2 separate regions of the Homo sapiens genome follow, and region 2 is linked to region 1. A link is a loop called in an ENCODE intact Hi-C map of the cell type or tissue named here. Cell type or tissue: A673. All regions are shown on one strand. Links, peaks and the distances in the headings refer to the core of each region. The heading gives the core; the rest is flanking DNA.

Region 1 (11,375 bases), core at 1,466-9,465:
TGTGAATATTATCGAAGTGGTCTCCCTTGGGAAATCAAAAAACTGTTCTAAAATCTGAATTAGTAAAAGCAATATTGATTTCAATAGAAAAAAACTAAAATTATTAAAAAAGGAAATGAGCTTATATGAAGCTACATGTATCCTAATGCCTGGCTTGAATATAGTTTTGGATGCATTCTTAATAAATGAGAAAACATCAATGTGAAATAAAAGCAGCAGTTTTTGTCACAAAACAAAGATCGAGACTGTTGGATAAGATGGCTAGTGCTTTGTGTTTTAAAATTCAGTAGAAAATTCAGAAATAAAGCCAAATACTTACAGCCAGCTAATCTTTGACAAAGCATACAAGAACATAAATTGGGGAAAGGATACCCTATTCAACAAATGGTGCTGGAAAAGCTGGCAAGCCACATGTAGAAGAATGAAACTAGATCCTCATCTCTCACCTTATACAAAAATCAACTCAAGATGGATCAAAGACGTAAATCTAAGAGCTGAAACTATAAGAAATTCTAAAAGATAACATTGTTTTTTCCCTTTTTTCTTCTTCTGTTTTTTTTTTTCTTTTTCTTTTTCTTTTTTTTGGAAAGGGAGTTTGCGCTGTCGCCCCAAGCTGGAGTGCAATGGAGCGAACAAGGATCACTGCAACCTCTACCTCCTGCGTTCAAGCGATTCTCCTGCCTCAGCCTCCTGATTAGCTGGGATTACAGGCGTCTGCCACCACGCCCAGCTAATTTTTGTACTTTTAGTAGAGATGGGGTTTGACCATGTTGGCCAGGCTAGTTTTGTACTCCTGACCTCAAGTGCTGGGATTATAGGCATGCGCCACAACGCCCAGCCTTGAAAAGATAACATTGGAAAAACTCTTCTGGACATTGGCTTAGGCAAATTCATGACAAAGACCCCAAAAGCAAATGCAACAAAGACAAAAATAAATAAATTGAATAAATTAGAGCTAATTAAACTGAAAAGCTTCTGCAGAGCAAAAGAAATAATCAGCACATTAAAGAGAAAACCCACAGAGTGGAAGAAAATATTCACAAAGTATGCATCTGACAAAGGACTAGTATCCAGAATCTACAAGAAACTCAAACAAATCAGCAAGAAAATGACAATTCCATCAAAAAGTGGGCAAAAGACATGAACAGCCATTTTTCAAAAGAAGATATACAAACAGCCAACAAATGAATGAGAAATGTTCAACATCAGTGAAATACAAATTAAAACCACGATGAGATACCACGTAACTCCTGCAAGAATGGCTATAATTCAAAAGTTAAAACCATAGATGTTGGTGTGGATGTGATGAAAAGGGAACACTTACACACTGCTGGTGTGAATGTAAATTAGTACAACCTCTATGAAAAACAGTATGGTGATTCCTTAAAGAACTGAAAGTAGATCTACCATTTGATCCAGCAATCCCACTACTGGGTATCTACCCAAAGGAAAAGAAGTCATTACATGAAAAAGACACATGTACACGCATGTTTATAGCAGCACAATTCACAGTTGCAAAGATATGGAACCGGCCTAAATGCCCATCAACCAATGAGTGGATAAAGAAAATGTGTATATATACAACATGGAATACTACTAGGCCATAAAAAAGAACGAAATAATTTCTTTTGCAGCAACTTGGATGGAGCTGGAGGCCATTATTCTAAATGAGGTAACCCAGGAATAAAAAACCAAATGCCGCATGTTCTCACTTATCAGTGGGAGCTAAGCTGTGAGGACACAAACACATACAAAGTGATATAATGGACTTTGATGACTGCAGGGTGGGGAGCTGGGAGTGGGGTGAGGGATAAAAGATTACATATTGAGTGGGTACAGTGTACACTGCTTTAGTGACAGGTGCACTAAAATCTCAGAATTCACCACTAAAGAACTCATCCATGTAACCAAAAACCACCTGTACCCCCAAAACTATTAAAATTTTTAAAAATAAAAAAGTTAACTTCTAAACATTAAATATACATAATATAAAGTTTACATTTTAAAATTATTTTTATTCAGCAATTGTTTTGTTTTAACACCCCTTCTTTCAATGTTTTCTACTATAAAATGTCAATGTCAGTTAAAGATCATTTTAACATATCATTTTAAAACATATCATTTTGTCCCAATATATTGATTTATAATAATAATTTTAAATCAACTTTCTGTAAAATCTTATAGTAGAAAAATGATTCATAGTTTAATATTATGGTCACTTGTTACTAATTAAAAATATGTAAATATGTATTCTTAAAAATAGAGAATAATACCATTTCAGGAATTCTGATTATTTGTTCTGAAATTTCAAAGATTACTATCTGCTGGGAATTTGGAAACCCTATAATAATCTAAACCCAGCGACAGTGAAAACCAGGAGGCAGATGGAGCCCAAAGGAAGAGATGGAAGGGTCACTCTTGTGTGGCACCTTCCTATCCTGGCCAGGCGGCAGTGCCTGGGGTAGTCGAAGGGAGCAGCAGTGAGGATGAGACCTTCAATTAGAGAAAGGACAAGAAGAGAACGTGGGAAGACCCACACTCGGGCCCACTTTGGTTAATCCTCCTTAGTTTCCTTGTAAACTATTAAGGCAGTTAAATTTTCAACTGCTTGAATTTACCTATTTCAAAGATTCAGCTTTTCACTTGACTTTGATTGGTCACCAAGAAAATATAAGTATTATAGCCATGTTATTTTCAAAGAGGAAAGCATGCCAGTCACTAGAACAGTGAGTGGTATGTAGCAGGCACTCAGAAAACATGTGTGATATGGGTTGATCTGAGTCCCTGCCCAAATTTCTTGTCGAATTGTAATCCCCAATGTTGGAGGTGGGTCTGGTGGAAGGTGGTTGGATCATGGGGACAGATTTCTGCCTTTGGTGCTGTTCTCATGGTAGAGTTTTCATGAGAACTGATTGTTTAAAAGTGTGTAGCACCTCCCTCTCTCTCTCTGGCATCTGCCCTGGCCATGTAATATGTGCCAGCTTCCCCTTCACCTTTCACTGTTATTGTATGTTTCCTGAGGCCTCCCCGGAAATGGAGCAGATGCCAGAACCATGCCTCTTGTACAGCCTGCAGATCCATGAACCAATTAAACCTCTTTTCTTTATAAATTACCCAGTGTCAGGTATTTCTTTATAGCAATGCAAGAAGGACTAATACAATGTGTTAAACTAATTACTGGATAATGCAATTCACAGAGGAACAGAGAATCCTTTTACTTGGGACTGGCCAGTTTCCTGTAAGTCAAAATTATGCAAATCCAATCAAATTTTCCATAAAGAAAATATTGTGATTGAATTTTAGATTCTTTATCATAACCTTGAAATCCATACAACCTCTGTAAAATTTTAAAAGATTGTGTCTTTTTTTAGCTTCAATGAATTGGAGAGTGAAGCATCTGCTTTAATGGGAAATTTCAAATTTCTTCAGCAATATCGTGAGAATAATCTCAGCAGAAGTCAATAGGAGACTCAGAAGCATAAGAATACCTCCTAGAATTTAAATATAAGAAAAACAAATTGAAGTTAATAGTCTTATTTTCTCATTGTAAAGTTGCCTGCTCATCTTACTGTGTATAAAATTGGGATCCAGTTATTCAAAATCAGTGTGTTTTGTGTGTATTACTCAGCAGAGTATTTACCAGGTTTACAAGTGTAGATCACACATCTAAGTCAAGGCCTGCCTTATCACTTCTGGTCACCAACTAATCCTTAAACTTTTTTTATTCTAAAAATAATTGGGAGTAAAACATCAACAAGTTAGCTGGACAACGTGTTTAAAGCTTTAAAACCTGCCTTGAAAACTGTGATAGATCAGTTTGAATGCCAGGACTGTCGATTCAAAGTGCCAAATGTCTGCTATAATAATTCCTAGCACATAGGGAGTTCTATGAGCCAGACTCTGCATCTCAAGCTCTTCAGAGATTTTAACTCAACCACTTTTCACAAAACCTTGTTTTTTGTGGAAGAAGTGCAATTACCTTCCATATTTTACAGGGGAGGACACTAAGTATCAGGGACATGCATTTTTTCCAGGCCCCATGGCTAACACATGGCAAAGCTAGGTCAACTTGGACGTTGGCCTTCAGAGTCATTGAACCATAACCCCTCCCCTCCTGCCTGGACAGCCCCAGAGCCGGCACTGCTGAGTCACAGTGACAAGACTTACCCTCTGGCCTTGAACAGCTCAAACTCTAATGGAGTAAATAGATAAATAAGCCACTGTGATGATAATAATAATAATAAAAAGTTAAAAATGGCAAGATAAGACCATGAAGCATGTGGTGTAACAATTCAGGGAGATGCCATAGCTTAGCAGATAAGAGCACAGACTCAGGACTGAGATGAGTCTCACTCCAGTGCCAGCTGCAGAGGCTCAGCTGCATCAGTCTCTCTGCTCTTCAGGGGTCTTAGCTGTAAAACAAGAATGCTCTTCGTGGGAACTCAGAGAATGGGCATGTCAGGTATTCAGAGCAGTCCTGTAGCCCAGAAAGCCTAAGTCAGTACTATCATGATCATGGAAGAGTAGATTATTGAAGCTGACTTAGAAGAACTGGAAAGACTTCTTGAAGGGCTTTAGATTTCAGCTGAGCCTTGAAACAAGAGTTGTTATTTTAAAACAGAAACAAAAAGGAAAAACTCCAATAGTCTGGATGCAGCCAACAAAGCACCTTCCAGACAACAGAAGCAGCTGGGAAATGAAACAACAAACAAACAAGGCAAAGCCACATCTCAGAACAGGGCATGTTGTATGGACTCATGTACTTGGAAAGTGAGGTTCAGGGAAATTCCAAGTGAATGGCAGGAAATAAAGCTGGAAACCTAAGGAAGGACTAGGCCCTAAGGCAGAGAGAGATTCTTTAAGTACCTCAGCCCATAGGGACAAATCATCGGTTTTCCTTTTACCTAAACGGAAACATGTTTCTTGTCTTAGAGAATTATGTTTTCTTTTCGGTTTATTTTCTATTTTAAATTTAAAATTTGAATTGTAAGCCTATAGGATCCCAAGAGTTCCAAACTCTATATTTTTCTTACTCCTTTAACTCTGCCTTCAGCATATGTCATGGTAAAATGTAAATTAACCTAAATCTATACAATAAAAATAAAATAAAAATTAGACGGGTAGGCTGTTATGTTTTCAGGGTGTGCGGTGTTTGTTTGCTGTTTGTTTTTACAGCTAATAATTCTGAACAAAACCAAAGCACATAAGCAATCTCAGCAGGAGATAAACTAAGCTGTCATAGAATCATAGTTTCAGTTATTGCATTAATCAGCATTAACTTCATGTAAAACTCGACAAAAAAGAAAAACGTTTGAGCTCCACCTTGTGGTAGCATATCTGAGCCAAGCTCATGTCTCAGGTTCTTTGTGCAGGAAAAGCATGTCTTAGTGAGCCCGCAAAAAAACCCTGCATTATTTAAAGAAGAAGAAGACTAGGAAAGCTTTGAAAAATTGTTCCAGAATGTGCAAATAAGGGCTGCTTATTTATAGGGTTTCTAATATTAGAAATATCACAGTGTACACTGATGGCCCTGGGACAGCATCCTGCCAACAGATGGTGTGTGTGTGTGTGTGTGTGTGTGTGTGTATGTGCGCGCGCGCGTATTAATTTGTGCTAATTACTAACATTTAAATATTATAGTATGTGACATAAAAATCAAGGTTTCCAGCTTCTCTTTAGACACCAGAAGATCTGGGAGCCCTGCGTCTGCAATAATTAGCTAGAACTGAGCATTGGATGCCCCCTAAAGATAGTGAATGTTGTCTACATTTTATTGGCTATAAACCGACAGAGGAGGCAACACAGAAGTGGCAACGTGCATATCTGTCAATACTTCTCCATCTTCACTGTACCCCATAACCTCACCCAGACGACCTAGGCAAGACACCATGAGCACACTGCCTGCTGTTTGAAACAACACAGAAAACCTGGTGTGTCATTGCTCTCAAACAACTTTTATTTTTAAAGACCTTTATGTTGCTTTGCTAAAAAAGTAAAATAAAAACTTTCCTTGATCTCACTGGCCTTATCAACATTAAGATCCCAAATGTTATCGCACCCACATTTTGAGTCCTAGACATTGGTACTATGCAAAATCTCATCTGATTATGTCTGAGAGTCCATAGTTTATGAATTGATCTATTCAGGCTGTCTCACTGTGTGGCCTGCTCTGTTCTCTTATTTCACTCCTTCAAGCCAATACCTGAGAAGTGCCTGCTGTGCCTGTCATGAGTTTAGCAGACTCCTTTGAAGTGGGCTATCACCAGTGCTCCCCAAACAGACAGCTGATGGTAGTATCACAGTGTTTTTCTACCCCATTCGCAGGTGGACTTGCAGGGCTTTATTTCCCGAGAACCAAAAGTGCGCTACATGTACTCCACCGTCTCAGAATCCCCACTCCATGAACAGCTCCACTGGATTCTGGCTGCAGTCTCTATCTGTCCCCACTGTACTCTAATCTCATCCATTCCCCTTCCCTTCTCCTACTTCCTCAAAGGCTACATCTCTGCATAGCCATGCAAATCAACTGCTGCAGTCAGATGGAGGGGGAGCCACCAACACTATCTACTTATCAGAAATTTCCCAGAAGATCTGAATTCTAGATCTGGGTATGATTTAATTGGAACTCTCACTAAAACTTATTTCATAAACTCAGAGAATTCTTAGAACAACACTGCCCAATAGAGATGAAATGCACACGACAAATGCAAGCCACATGGCATCTTAACTTTCCTAGTGACCACATTAAAAAAGAAACAGGTCAATTAGTATTAGTAATATATTTTACTTAGCCAAATATATTCAAAATAGTATTTTTTTAACATGTAAGCACAATGAAAAGATATTAATGATACATTTTACATTAGCTTTTTCCTATGGAGTCTTCCAAATCCAGCGTATATTTTACATCTCCATTTCCAGCCATGTTGCATGTGCTCAATAGTCACATATGGCTAGTGGCTGCCATATTGGACAGCTCAGGTTTACAGCACAGGAAGAAATTTTAGAATCATGTTATGCAACCTCCTTGTCTTACAAATAATTGAGACTTGGAGAGGTTACATAATTTCCAACAGGTCAAACAACTAATCAGTAGCAGAGACAGGCCTGAAACACTGGGCCATTAATGCTCAATCACATGCATTTCTATTCATTTAATCCTGCTTATCTTAAATTTGTGAAGCCAGTCTACTATTAAGACATTACCATCTAGAAACAACTAAGAATGTACCAAAATAATCCAAAGAGTTGTTTTTATTGGATATATAAATGATTAGGTTTTTCCAGTTGGGGGAAACCTTCTTTAAAAATAATTAAAATAATTTTTCATTAATAACTTTCTGAATTAGATCAATTAAAGTAATTCTTTTTTTTTTTTTTTTTTTTTTTTGGAGACAGAGTCTTGTTTTGTCACCCAGGCTGGAGTGTAGTGGTATAGTGGCACGATCTGAGCTCACTGCAACCTTCGTCTCCCGGGTTCAAGCAATTCTTCTGCCTCAGCCCCCCAAGTAGCTGGGACTATAGGCACCCACCACCATGCCTGGCTACTTTTTTTTGGTAGTTTTAGTAGAGATGAGGTTTCACCATGTTGGCCAGGCTGGTCTTGAACTCCTGACCTCAGATGATCCGCCCGCCTTGGCCTCCCAAAATGCTGGGATTACATGTGTGAGCCACGGCGCCTGGCCAGATCAATTAAAATAATTCTAAATGTTTAACTACAGTGTGACTAAATTTTTTTAAATAAAAATATTTGATTGACAGAAAAGTGGAATTGTGGGTAATGTGTATCTAGCCTTTAAATACGTGCTAAATGCACTGCTCAGTGGTTTTCAGCATCATCTCATGTAATCCCTTCAGAAACTGCAGTGGAGATGATTATAGTCCATTTTAAAGATGAGGTCAATGAAGCTTGGTGAGTGCAATTAGCCCATGTCAAAAGGATAATAGTTGTAATACAAACATCACATGGCTAGCAAGTGACACTTGCAGTCAGGAACAGAACCCATACTCGTACCTTGGCTGTGACTCTCAAGCCAATGCTCCTTCCCCCACCACTTAGCCACCACAATTACCTTGTAGTCTATTAAGCTGAGGTATATGGAGCATTTTCTGTGACGCAAATGCAATAGGCTGAGTATTTTCACTCAGTATTATCTGTTATTCCACTAGCGACAAACATCGCCCATGGAATCAACTCATTGCATATTTTGTCAAGACCAGTTGTAATTCCAGCCCATGGTTCCTTTTGCAGTAGGCTCATTTGTCATCTGCTGAGGGGCTATTCCATGGTCATTTATGCAATATTGAATTCCACTACAAATGTATTTATTAATTCCACGGCCACCTTGCCCTTCAGACCTGTTACTCTATTTTTCAGGGTTATCCTCACACCATGCACAGCAATGTGACATCACATCAAATTTTTCTTCATGAATGTTATACAGTTTGACCGCCTTAACACATAGATTTATTCCTAAAAATTTGTACCAAATTAATTTTCCCCATTTACTTCTGCCATTAAATCTGACCTATATCAATACTGGAAAAAAGGTTTGATTCCAAAAGAAAAAAAAAAGATTTAGGATTTTAGCATTCAGTTCAATGACACTGTTGACTCACAGTTCTTATGCATTTAGCCCATGTATATAATTACTGCAAGATACTAACCATGGCTATAGAACCCTACACTCTAATTATGAAAATATAATCATTACAAATTGCTAATTCCATGGCTGGATTACATAATAGAATAAGTAAGCAGTTGTTTAGAGAATCAGCAAAGCAGTTTTTTTTTTTTTTCCGGAAAGAAACATCTGACTTCAGTATGCATGTATGTTTAGTGTTGTTAGGCTTTTAAAAAAAAATAGAAATGGGGTCTTGCTTTATTGACCACACTGGTCTCAAACTCCTGGCCTCAAGTGATCTTCACACCTTGGCCTCCCAAAGAGCTGGGATTAGAGGCATGAGCCACTGCACCCAGCTTGCTAATATACTTTGTTTTAAATTAGATGTTGGAGAGTACCATGATATTTGCAGTGTTCAGTCCTGTAAAAGTCATGATCAGGCTTTGCCTGATTCTCATTTCAATGGTATTTTCAAGTGCTTCACAGAGTTTATATGTATGACCAAGCAGAGAAATTAATTACATCACAATGCAAATATTTAGAACTCCATAAAAACAAGGATGACAACTTTAACTATTATTGAGCACTATGTGCCAGGCATAGTGCTATGTACTTTGCATGCATTATCTCATTTAATCCCAAATGAAAACTTTATGAGGTAGGACTGTTATTATCCCCATGTTTAGAGGCAAGAAACACAAGATTTTGAAAGGTTGAGTAATTTTCTTAAAGTCACATGTCAGTTTTTGCCTGCTTTAAATGATCATGAACATTCCCATTTTGGAGGACGTGTGATTGGCTAATATATAAACCAAAAAATCCAAGCATACAAAAAATCCAGGCATACTCAATACAAGAAAGAGGAAACAAATAACAAAATGAATAATATTCTGGCAACTTCTAAGCTGCAATATTGAAGAAAACAATAGATAACTTCTGCAGCTCCATTTGAACACATTGTCCACTAATATTGCAGGCTAGCACTGAGCCCCAAGCCCAGCTGAGCCAATCAGATATGTTGCTATAAACCTATGCTAAATGAGAATGAGCCGGATAAGTTTATACAGCATCTAGCTCCAAAAGGCCCAAAGGTTTTCAGAGACCCCAGCAGTTGTATTGGACAATTTCTTTTTTAGTTGCAAATATTTTGTTCCTACTTTCAGTAGAAACAATACCACACAGATAATAAAGCTAGGAAGCTCTAACTTTTGACCTAGTGTTCTGTTGAGTACAATGTTATCCTCCTCTCCAGGTTCTGAGCTGAAAAGTAACTCTAGGATCTTCCAAATTCTCATCCATGGTTTTTCCGCCTGCAGCAATGGGAAGGTCAACTAATTTGTGCCTGCTTCCATTTCTTTCTATATAAAATAAGCATAATTATATTCTATCTTAATGGAGATCATAAATTTAGAACTTGCTTTGTCTTTAAAGATAATGCATCTAAAATAGCTACCAATAATTATTTGGCAAATTGGAGAAAGTGTTTTTCCTGTCTGGAGCACTAAACAATCTCTTAATTCTCCTTCCAGTTTATCGTCATCACTCCTTAGATATAATGTGTTGGCTGTTACAGAATATTTTGGTGTAACTAAAGGAAAGTCAACTCAGAAGATGGACTATAATAATGTGGTCTTATACTGTCTATACCTTTTCATTCACTACTCTTAAATATTCCCTCAGTGATGGTTTTGGTGATAAGGAAATAATTGAACCTGATCAGTTATTCTCGGATGATTTATGAAGAGTCACAATTTTAGAGTTTTCAGGGAACATGGATATTCTAATCTGCTTTCGTGACGGTATTTTTCCCTTAAAATTCCCTTAATGTTGGCAAAATCTGAAGATGGCCAGTTAAGGCTTTCAGCAGCTAAATCACCCTGTGAATTCAAGCTGGATACATTGAATATGTCATGATCCACTTGACATTATCAATTACTAATTTGATACATTATGGATGATTCTATGGCTGTATTTGAATTTAGGTTTCTATTAGTTTATATATGATGCAAAGTGAATGATCCAGAAAAGAATTGACTGGAATCTTACCAGTGATAGAAAAGATGCCAAGGTCATGCCACCCCGTCTGGGAAGTGAGGAGCGTCTCCGCCTGGCCACCCATCGTCTGGGATGTGAGGAGCCCCTCTGCCTGGCTGCCCAGTCTGGAAAGTGAGGAGCGTCTCTGCCCGGCGGCCATCCCATCTAGGAAGTGAGGAGCGCCTCTTCCCGGCCGCCATCACATCTGGGAAGTGAGGAGTGTCTCTGCCCGGCCGCCCATCGTCTGAGATGTGGGGAGCACCTCTGCCCTGCCGCCCCGTCCGGGATGTGAGGAGCGTCTCTGCCCGGATGCCCCGTCTGAGAAGTGAGGAGACCCTCTGCCTGGCAACCGCCCCGTCTGAGAAGTGAGGAGCCCCTCCGCCCGGCAGCCGCCCCGTCTGGGAAGTGAGGAGCCCCTCCGCCCAGCAGCCACCCCGTCTGGGAAGTGAGGAGCGTCTCCGCCCGGCAGCCACCTTGTCCGGGAGGGAGGTGGGGGGGTCAGCCCCCCGCCCGGCCAGCCGCCCCGTCCGGGAGGGAGGTGGGGGGATCAGCCCCCCGCCTGGCCAGCCGCCCCGTCCGGGAGGTGAGGGGCACCTCTGCCCGGCCGCCCCTACTGGGAAGTGAGGAGCCCCTCTGCCCGGCCAGCCGCCTGTCCGGGAGGGAGGTGGGGGGGTCAGCCCCCCGCCTGGCCAGCCGCCCCGTCTGGGAGGTGAGGGG
Region 2 (11,375 bases), core at 1,374-9,373, 340 kb before region 1:
TTACTAAATTGCAGAGAGTCTGAAGAGTGTATTTTGAGCATTTAAGTGTAGTCATTGGCATTCTGTACTAGAATGGGAAAGGAGAGTCAGGCTACATAAATGTCAACTCTGGTAAAATTGCCAGTGACATGGGCACTTCAGTTGTTGAGAAATGTACTGAGTCTAGCAGTTCTTTTTAAACCAATATTTAACAAAGCTTTCTGAAAATATTACATATGGCATGTATCAGCCTATGACATGTGGCCAATAACAACAGATATAAATTTAACTTGGGAAATTAGGTATGAAGGGCGTACTACCCATTAATAATTTGTATTATTCAACTCTAGCAACAATACATAAGTAATTAGGCATGACATAGTCAGTAGACAGTTTTGACCACCACTGCTGTCACAGTCAGTGGTGCAATGCAAGAATTTACAGGGAGGAAGGTGAAAGTGTACCTTTTGAGATGTTGTTGAAGTGCTGGACAGAGATCTTCCAAGGGCCTTGATATTGAATGGAAGCTCTCGTGCATACAGGTCGTTACATAAGAATGAAGATGGCGGTAGCAAGGAAGATATAGAACTGTATTATTGCTGAGAGAGATATTTTCATTAGAGAAAAAGGTCAACAGTGGTTGGGTAACATTACTGAGGAAATATAATGTTGTCATCTACTAGAACTGGTTATTATCAGTGGACAACAGCCCAGCAGTTGATAATATTGAGGGAGTGCATAGAAGTAATGATGATAGTCCTCTCATCAAGAAACTTATGTTCAACATGAAACATCCACAAACAAGAGTCAATAATAAATACTAGTATACATGGATATAGTTACAAAAATTGTGCTGAAGATAATTATCATTCTTGTTTAGAAAAGAAGTTTAACATTAATAAGAGAATAATTAGAATAAGAGTTGGCCAAATAGATTTCAAAATGATATTCAAACAAGAGAAGTATATCTAAATTGTTAGGTACAAGTATGTATAGGCAGGAATGATCACAGTTCACAGTCTTTTAGAGGGATTTTGAATAGATTGGCCTAAGCATTACATTCTAGACTGTGAACTTCTTGATTGCCATGTTGAAATTGACGTTATTCTCTGGCACGTTATGCTGCCCAGTAGAACTTTCTGTGATACGGGAAAGGCTTTATATCTGAACTGTTCAACATTGTAGACACACACAGCTATGGAACGCTTGAATGAGTAGTACAAGTGAGAAAGTGAATTTTAATTTCATTTAATTTTAATTAATTAAAATTTAAATTTAAGTAGCCACGTGACGCTAGTAGTATCAGTATTAAATAGCAGAGCTCTAGAGACTAGGAAGTCACTATAGGTTTTCAGCAGAGAATAACAAGAGAAAGACAGTATTTTAGGCAGATTAATTTGGCAGATGTGTTTAGGCAAGTCTGGGGGATGAGGGAATGAGAAGTACTCCTGAGATTGTATTGAATTTATGAATGATCTGAAAGAATTGACATTTTTAAAATAAGTCTTTCAGTGATGAACATGATGTATTGCTCCATTTACTGAAGTTTTAAAATATCTCTCAGCAAGGTTTTATAAACTTGTAGCAACATAGTTCATAATAATAAAAATACTAAAGCAACCTACATGTTTATCAGAAATATAATGTGTATAAAAATTATATTTTAGAAAAGGTGAAAGAGCCATAGCTGTATGCAACATGATTAATCATATTGGATAAATGAAGTAAGACACAAAATGATACATATAGTATTACTCCATTCAAAAAAGATACAATAACAGGTGAAACAAAAATGTATTGCTTATATACATAGTAAAACCATACAGAAAAACAAAGAATGGCTTACTATAAAAGTCAAGATGATAGATTCCTTTGCATGGAAGGGATGGGGTTATAACAGGATTATTATTAACCTGATTACTTCTTCATCTGGGTGGTGTTACTGCAGGCATTCACTTTATAACTATGAATTAATCTGTAAATATATGTTATGTACTTCCTAGTTATGTGTGTCACAGTGACCCAAAAAAAAAGAAGTTGAAATAAATGTAAGAAAAAAGTAAAACAAAATTAAAATAATAATAAGGCAGAGATGATAGGTTGCAATCCCTTGTAGCTCTTCCCATTCAAGAGGAAGAATACTCTATTACCCTACCCATTGATTCCAGGCTGGTTTTGTGATTTACTTTGGCCAATGGGACATTAGCAAATGTGACATAAGCAAAGACTTGAAAAAGGTTTTCACATTGGGGTTTGCCTTTTCTTGTTGATTTTGAAACCCAGCTGCCACTTGACAAGGCTTGTCTACTAGGTGTTTGTAGACACATGGCTTGATATTTCTTATCATCTCAGCCAACCATTAGACATGTAAGTGAAGCCGTCTGGGACCACAGCCCCAATTGTCCTACTAGCTGATTGCAGCTGCATGAGGGAATCAAGGTCAGACAAGGGGAGGAACTGCTGACTGAATATTGCCAAATTTCCAAACCACAGAATTGTGAACTAAAAATGAACCTTTTAAGCCACTAAGTTTTGGGTGGCATGCTTTCTGTTATGAATGCAGCAGAATATTTAGATATTCCCAGGTATCAAAAAGAGCACAGTAGTTCAATTGGTCAGTGATTCTGAATCTAAGCATTTTCACAGTAAAGGGGAAAGAGAAAACACACTAAAATGCATAGTTTTCATTTTCTGATCAACATACACCAACAAAAGGCAAGGTACATTTTTTAGGCTGTACAAAGTTATCAGTTTTCTTTAATATTATGCACAATGATGTCAAAGGCTATAGATATCTTGCTTATATATTAAAATCACGGGGTTATGAAAATTTGCTACACGTTGGTTATAATTTGTGCTTCTTGACAATCTTTCATTATCCTATTTCACACATGCATAATTTCGTATGGATGATGAGTCTGCTTTTATTGGTTGGTATCAAAATTTCCAGTATTGAGAAGATTCTGAAAGTAGATGAGCTTGCTAAAGCAAAAGTAATAATAGTTGCAGAACATCTGACTCTGATTAGTAAAGGAAATCTCCCACCTCTCCCCAAAATACCCCACAAAAAATAATAAGACTCAAAATAGATACATGTATTAAAAACAAAAGGAGTGCTAACTTGAGTCAGAGTTCAAAGTTCCAGGTATTTTATCAATTTGCAAAGAATATCATCCCATGTGAAATTAACATTGGCATACACAACTTGATGTCTTAGGAAATAGTATAGCAATTAAAAGAAAGATTAAGATTTTTCAGGGTTATAGACTTTGAATACAAGAAACTCTAGGGGCAGATAGAGGATTTAGAAGAGAAATCTTGCCTGCACGTTCTGTAGCTTTCCTATATTTGCTATTTATTAACTTCCTGAATCCTTTTAAGTGCTTTTCAGTGAAAGACTCAAAAAAGATTGTTCTATAGGATTGTTTTGGGGGTATCCAGAATGAGGGGATAGGAAAGCTGCAGCATCTTGGGAGAGAAAAAGATAGGATCCTGAGGAAATGGGGAGAGTGTGATCTGTGGCAACTGTGGAAAGAAAATAGAAACATTCTGAATATGAGAGGCCTGGGCAAAGGTAACCTTGGGGAGCTTTTCTAGACCTGAAAAGGGAATGTAGGGCTGAGAAGTTGTGTGCAACTCCCTGACATGTTAGAAAACTTCAATGAGAGCCCATAAAATAATTAACCATAAATGCTGAGAAATATGTACACCAGAGTACCTGTATCTTTGCTTTATTCTAGATTCTGAATCAGTCCATAGTCAACAAAAATATCTTTCTCTTTAGTTAGTAAAACTGAGCACACACCCCAGATATTTAGCTACCTTCTGTTTATTTACCTATGAATATGTCACAGGCATCTTTGCATAGTTAAAAAAATCTTACCCTTACCTATTTAAATAATATTTTTATAAGAATCCATATTGTCCCCAATTAATTTCTCTATCACCATTAATAAATTAAAATTATATTTATAAAGACTCCGTGGCGTAAAACTTAGGTACCAGAGAATGGTGTAGGTAGGCCTTCTTTGAAATCTCTTTTTTTCCCCTGCCCCCACTAATGGATTTAAGATGATTAAATTGCAAAAGGCATGACAGAAAGGTGATGTTTTGACAAAATGAGCTGGGTTGTTTGGAAGCAGCCCTGAAGCAGTAGCTTGGAATTGGGGGCCTTATGGATTTCTCCATAATGCAGATAGAACTTCATGATATATTTAAATCCTTTTCCGCAAACATTTCCCTGATTTGTTGCCAAGCCGTCACTGAATTTAGTAATCCAGACAGATTACCATAGGGGTCCTATTTTTAGGGTCCTTCTGTTGCTGTGGCAGTTGCAGCTGATCGGATTATGGTTCTATCCTAGCCATGTGAAATGCTTTGATGCTTCGAGAGAAACCTGCACTCAACTCCCGTAATTACAATGTCAGACTCATAGCTGGAAATTTCACTCTGAATTTATTTTGTAGCTCCATTGTGGCCAATCCATTATTAACTCATGAGATGGCGTGTTGTCTTAGTTTTGCTCTGTGTCTTTCAAACTAGCTCACTATTATGTGTATGTGTGTGTTGGAAGGGAGGGTGGGTGATAGTAAATGCACGCAGTGGGTCACAGAGGACATATATAATCTCTCTGATTCTGAGTGCAAAAAAAAAAAAAAAAAAAAAAAATACACAACCCAGACATTACTCTCTCCTATAAATGGCAATATCTCCATCTAGTGGTGAAAATTACCTTAATTGTCTTTACTGTCAGTTGAGAAAAAGCCACAAATTTGTCTCAGAACGTAATTTGTATTTTACCTTCACAATATAAATGTTTTCCCAAGAAGAATAGATGTTCGTCATATCACATTGGACCCATCCCATGGCCTTTGCAAGGGAAAAAGTAATTCTGTTTACCTCAAAAGAAGTTTGTCTTCCACTGTCACCTGATACCTGGGTACACAGAATTTGTCCATAATTTTTTTCATGGTTTTTTCTTTTGCAAGGTATTGGGAGGGAAGTAGTGACAAAGTGTAATGAAATAACAAGCTGAATGAATTTTATATGGACTTATATTCGATCTAAGAAGTAAATTACTCAGCCAATTTCTCATCTCTCATAAAACTATTTTTTCATCAATGGTATAGCAATTACGCCACAGTAAACTAGTATACATTTTTCACGTATATACAAAGAAATAATATTTTTCTTTGAAAAAATAAAGGCTAAAGCAGAATGTTAAGGTTTTCCCTATTTTATAACTTATTGCAACCTCAATCATAAAAAGCTCTTGCAACATGAAACCAGTTATTTAAGGCTGTCTTTTACGAATGCTCTTGATTGCATTTTCGTTATTGTTAATGCAAGTGGGAAATTGTTTTAACTAATATTCCTACTCATCTCCAATTATACAGCTTGTACTCACACATTTATTTAGGTAAATATAAATATGGAGTCACAAGGTAGAAAAACCAGGAGAGTGAAGGCGGCCTCTGGGCACACAGCAGAGCCCGTTAGATGGCAGCACGCGCACGGTCTCAGCTTGTTTCAAATCCTGCTGCTTGTACTCGGAGCCCCTGAACCCCAGGTTGGTTTGTGTGCCATGGCAGTTTGGTATCTCCAGAGGGACTGAGTCCAGTAACTCGATGCAACAGAGTCCGATCTTTCAATCCAGAATGCCAACTGATTAATGTAAAATTGAACGTATTTTTTTTCTGATATGTTAATATTGGAATGTTACCCAAAGAATCTGATGTCAGGGTATCTAAGAATTTGAACGAGTTTGTGGCCTGGACAAGTGTTTTATCCAGCTTATGTCAAAATCCGGTGACTTTTTTCTGTCCAATACTTTCTTCCCTCCCTCTTTCCCCATCTCCTTCCTTCTCTTCCTCCTCCTCTTTCCTCTTTCCTTTTTCCTTCCATTTTTCTTTTTTCCTGCCTTTTTCTTTTCCTCCTCCTCTTTCCTCTTTCCTTTTTCCTTCCATTTTTCTTTTTTCCTTCCTTTTTCTTTTCCTTCTTTCTTTCCTTCCTTTCTTTTTTTCCTTCTTTCTTTCTATACTCCTTCTTTCCTTTATTCTTTCCATCCTCCCTCTCAGTGCCCTTCCCTGGCTTCTTTCTCTTAATAATAACACTAATAAGATTAATAGCAACAAATAAAAGGGAAAAATATGTTTGTATGTGCCAGTCTCTGTTGTAAGAACTTTACTGAGATTATCTAATTTAATCCTTCTAACCTTAACTATTCTAACCTATGCATACAGTAGGAGTAAACTGAGGGATACTTTCATTAAGTAAATTGTTCAATTTATTAATTCAGAATATATTTTTTGGACACTATGTAATCAGGATGCAACAGTGATCAAATCAGATAGATGTTCTCAAAGAGTCTGCATTCTGGACAGAAAATGAACAGTTTAACAAAAAATATTATGGCTTGTGATAAGTGCTATGAAGCAAATGAAAGGAGTGCCATGATGAGACAAAGATTAGAGCTCTCTTTTTTAATAAGGTAGTACATATGAATTGTACATTTCATATACATATGTACAAATCTAGGTTATAAAGTAACTGTATTCTCAAGATCTGGAGTCTTGCTTATGTGGACAGGTTTTGAGCCTGGCATTTTTAGACTTTTTGGACATTATACTTTTTCTTACACATTGTAGCCTTTATGTTTACATTTTCCTCATCTTTCTTTACTTTATGAAAAGATTAGGCTGCAGTTACCTTAAATAAAATATGGCAATCGTACTTTCTTGAACTACACCCCTATTGAACAATATGGTTCTTCAGTGACATATTCACAGATGATCTCTCACTCACTTGTATAGATGACTAATCTCATCCATTATGTATTAATTTGTACCTTAATTTTAAGTTATGAGGACTTTCCTATATTTCTCCATACCTGACATTTATGTGTCTATGCACACACATTATATTTTAAGAAGAAAAAATTGAGTTTATAAAATGGATTTATAGCCACCTGAGAAAATATACAATGTCAAATATAACCATTTTGCTAATTTTATGTAGTTTAAAATATTTGTTATATTATTTCATTTCAAAAAATTAACGCTTTGGTGCCCCAAATTCACTATCCTCAATTGACATGATACAGAAGAAATAAGCAGTAAACATTATAAATGTGAGGGTATTGAAAATAGTGATGAAAGAAGGAAAGTGTAGAATCCAGGTTGAAAATAGCAATATTTAAACTTCATGAAAGAATATCATTTTTTATTGAAGCATGGTTAAAACTTTAAAGATATTCTTCAAAAGAGATTCACAGTTTTAAAATAGTCAATGCTTTCATTTATTTTCTGCACCACTAAAGCTTAAGAATGCCTGTCATATTAAAATTTCTTGGTAAAGGGACCAAACACAGTGGCTCATACCTGTAATTTCAGCACTTTGAGAGGCTGAGGTAGGCAGATCACTTGAGCCCAGGAGTTTGAGACCAGCCTGGGTAACATAGCAAAATCTTGTCTCTACAAGAAAATTTAAAAATTAGCTGAGCATCGTGGCTCATGTCTGAAGTCCCAGCTACTTAGGAGGCTGAAGTGGGAGGATCACTTGACCTGGAATTTCAAGGCTGCAGTAAGCCAGAATTGCACCAGTGCACTCCAGCCTGGGTGACAGAGCAAGACCCTGCCAAAAAAAAAAAAGAAGAAGGAGAAAAAGAGAGAAAGAAAGAGAGAAAGGAAAGGAAAGGAAAAGAAAGGAAAGGAAAAAAATTTCTTAATAAATAAAAAATAATATTTCACATATCCTCACACCATTAAAGGATTATTACGGACAGTCAAATTACATAAAATAGAGTGCTTGATGTGTATTACAGACAAAGCATAAGGTAGCATTATCTAAAGAATCAATGGATTTTCTGACCCCACAGTGTCTAGTGAGTAATAGCTATTAAATAAATGTTTCTTGAATGTGTTAATAAATACATGGAAATTAAAATTTCTCATGTAGACACAGTTATAATAGTCTCAGAAAAAGAAATATCCATATCCAGTGTATTCATTCAGCAATATTTATAAATACAGGTATAAATTATATAGATAATGAATATGTAATATTAAAAGCATAATAAATGTGAATATAAAAATAAACATAAAATATACAAAATATATGTGTGCATAAATATATATTAAATATACATATATGTATATTGTATATATTGAATACACAATATATAAACAGCTGTGTATATATACACCTCTATACATATATTCTATATATATACATATATTAAATATATGTATATTCAACATATATATTATACATAAATATGTACTGCTCTTTCTAACTTCTAGGAGCTACATAGAATCTCAAGTTTTAGTTTTAAGAAATAGGGCTTTCATTTTAATGGAGAAGACATATTAATAACTTATTACAAATTAAACAGTTTAATTTTAATTATCATAAGCTCCAAGAAGAATTTCAAGAAACTAGAAGAATATAGTAACAAAGGTGATTCACTGTTGGGAATCATTGGTCTAAAGTAATAAAAAGCTAATGAGTTATCAAAGACATAAAATGTTTTTAACAGCCTCCAAGAATCAATTTAAGCCCCAGTCCTAGCTCTAGAGGCTCAGATTTTCAGGACATGTTTATTCCTGTTTTATATTCATATAAAAGCAAAAAGTAAAGTTCAAATTGATAAAATAATCTAATAATGCTATGGCAATCAAAAATACTGCACTCTCTCCTCTTGTCTGAATAGTATTAGAATTATATATTTTAGATTCTACTGTAAAGTAAGCAAGCAAATTAGATAGCAGTATTGTGTCAATGTAAATTTCCTGATTTTGATAATTTTACTATGATTTTGTAAGAAAACATGGTGTTTTCAGAAAACACACGTTTAACTATTCAGTGGCACAGAGCCATCATGCCTAAAAGTTACTTTTCAATAGGTCAAAAATGTGTGTGTGCGTGTATGTTGTGTGTGTGTATGTGTGTGTGTGTGTGGAAAAAGGACAGAAAAGGAGTAAAATATTAAAATTTGAGGATCTGTGTAAAAAGTATATCAGAATTCTTTGTTCTATTTTTACAACATTTCTGTAAGTCTGAAATTCTTCAAAATAAAAAAAAAAATACAAACAGTGTTTGAAAAATCATACTGAGCATGGTTCCTGGCACATAAATTCTTCATGAGTGTCAAGCTTAGATTCATAGTTTTCACTGAAATTATGAATTCACCACTTACGTTTTAGTTCTTACATTGCTATAAAGAAATACCTGCAACTAGGTAATTTTTAAAGAAAAGAGGTTTAATTGGTTTACGCAGTTCCACAGGCTGTACAGGAAGCATGGCACTGGCATCTGCTTAGTGTCTGGAGAGGATTCGGGAAACTTACAATGATGACAGAAGGCGAAGGAGAAACAGGCACGTCTTACGTGGCAGGAGCAAGAGGGAGTGAAGGAGGAGGTGCCACACACTTCTAAATGACCAGATCTCACGAGAACGCACACACTGTCATGAGGATGGTACCAACAGGATGGTGCTAAACCATTCATGAGAAATCATCCCCATGATCCAATCACCTCCCACCAGGCCCTGCCTCCAACACTGGGGATTACAATTTGACAAGCGATTTGGTGGGGATACAGATCCAAACAATATCAACTTGATATGACAAAACAAAGTAAATAAATCTCTGCCATTCAACTTTTAATTCACAAGGTAAATTTTTAATTCACAAAGTAAAAAGAAAAATATCTGTGTGTTATATTTAGGTTAGAAAAGACACTTCACAATGATGCTTATAAACCTTCAGTTTTTTAGTTTTTTAAAAAACTGACCTGAATACAGAGTTTTCCTTCCCTTCTTCTTACATACCCAAGAAGAATAAATTATTCACAATGATAAAGGCAAGAAAATGTACCATCAACCAGCCACTTAAATGTTGAATTTCTATAATATGGAAAGCTGATAAAGTCCTGCTGATGGATAAATTAGAATTTAGAAAACAACACGAAACATGTGCTTGAGAAGGCAGAAAAAAAAGGTGAGAGCAGGGGTTACTGTCAGAGTAATAAGTAAAAGGCTGAACACAGAATGCATTAGCCTCCATGTTTGCAGCTGGCGGAGATATATACACCCAAAAAATGGGATGGAAGGAGAAGGTGGACTTATAGATGTCTATTCAGCCATAGAAGGGAAGGCTAAGAGATTGCAAAGCTGCTGTCCAGGGGCCTTGATGTTATTAAGCCTATTGGTCAACCCTGCAACCATGCACTTCTAGATCTCTTGCTATGAATAGCAAATAAATTCTTACCCACATAAGCCATAATGATAATCAAGTTTTCTTTTATCTGGAACCAAAAATATTCCAGAACTGACCCAACATTTAGATGTGTAAATGCAATTATCAGAAAAACTCAAAATAACTATGTAATTAACAAATAGTAGTAGGAGTAAGTAGGGCCAGAAAGATTTTGTAAGAAAGATACTATCTTCATCTTTTGCAATAGGGCTGTTAATATATATTTTTAAAAGTTAATGAATTAAGAAAGAAATTTACATGTTTGTAGTAAGAATTACTGAATTGAGCTACCTATAAAAGTAAAAATACGGATTTTTCAAATGGATTTACCTGGGACCATGGTACTTTCTCAGGTAATGGAAAAATGAATTTAAAAAAATGACATATGCATTTCAAATAAAATAATACAAATGATATATGTTGAGACTATGAGATGAGGGAAGATATAGAATATGGTATCTGATATCATTTTCTTAATTTAGTAACATGTTTATATTTATTTGTACATATATTTCCTTATGGCATTTATAAAGAAATACATAAAATTATTGAAAATATTTTCTAGTATGTGTTTTGCAATTTTTTCTCAAGAATAGACAAAAGAAAATCAAAAAGCTTTTTTCTTCACACAGCTGACAAAGAATAAAATGTTCACAATGGAAAGAAAATATATGGTCTTTGGGAGCAGATTTTTTAAATCCCTGGAAAGCAGTAACTAAATAATTGTCTGATTTCATATGCTATTAATAGGTGATTTTTCCCATCTGCCTTACATTTCCATTTGCAGTTATCTCTTTTCATGTCTTCTCATGGTGTCAGGTTCACACCCTCAATTTGATGTTAGTGATTTTAAACAATTGAAAATCACTCTTGAGGGTGTGACCTGGCTTTGGACAATCTGCAATAAATCCAAGAGTCACAGCACCAGGAGACAAGCAGCGAAGAGTATTGTATTTAAAAGCAAGAATCTTTAAAAAAAGAACCAAATGGAAATTTCAAAGATGTCAAATATTGCAATGAAAAATTCACTGGATCTCTTAATAAAAGGAAATATTAGTGGTCTTGAAATACAATAGTCAAATATATCCATATCAAAGCATGGAGTGAAAACTGAAGGAAAAACAAAGAGCTTCCATGAAA

Evidence for each region. Hi-C counts contacts between places; a loop is a spot of excess contacts. Peaks named below come from ENCODE experiments on the same cell type or tissue, not always from the same donor. Only the 100,000 strongest peaks of a DNase experiment are listed, where the experiment ranks them.
Region 2: a loop joins it to region 1, with 3 times the contacts of the local background. A loop is called at or near these places in 4 of 110 quality-filtered maps.

Annotation. Positions count from the first base shown.
Region 1 is chr9:72,851,192-72,862,566 of GRCh38, reverse strand. It overlaps LOC124902181 (a long non-coding RNA gene), which reads left to right. Exons shown (of 2, transcript XR_007061578.1): 2 at 1-5,115. Among named protein-coding and RNA genes, the nearest start is that of LINC01474, 17 kb to the left of the region's middle. RefSeq lists enhancers at 1-279, 3,332-4,531. In A673, for the core only: a CTCF peak has its summit at 5,334 (motif pointing left); a DNase peak (open chromatin) is centred at 5,316; H3K27ac peaks cover 1,346 bases.
Region 2 is chr9:73,194,200-73,205,574 of GRCh38, reverse strand. No RefSeq gene overlaps it. Among named protein-coding and RNA genes, the nearest start is that of ANXA1, 48 kb to the right of the region's middle. In A673, for the core only: CTCF peaks have their summits at 4,707 (motif pointing left) and 5,465; DNase peaks (open chromatin) are centred at 4,694 and 5,494; H3K4me3 peaks cover 282 bases.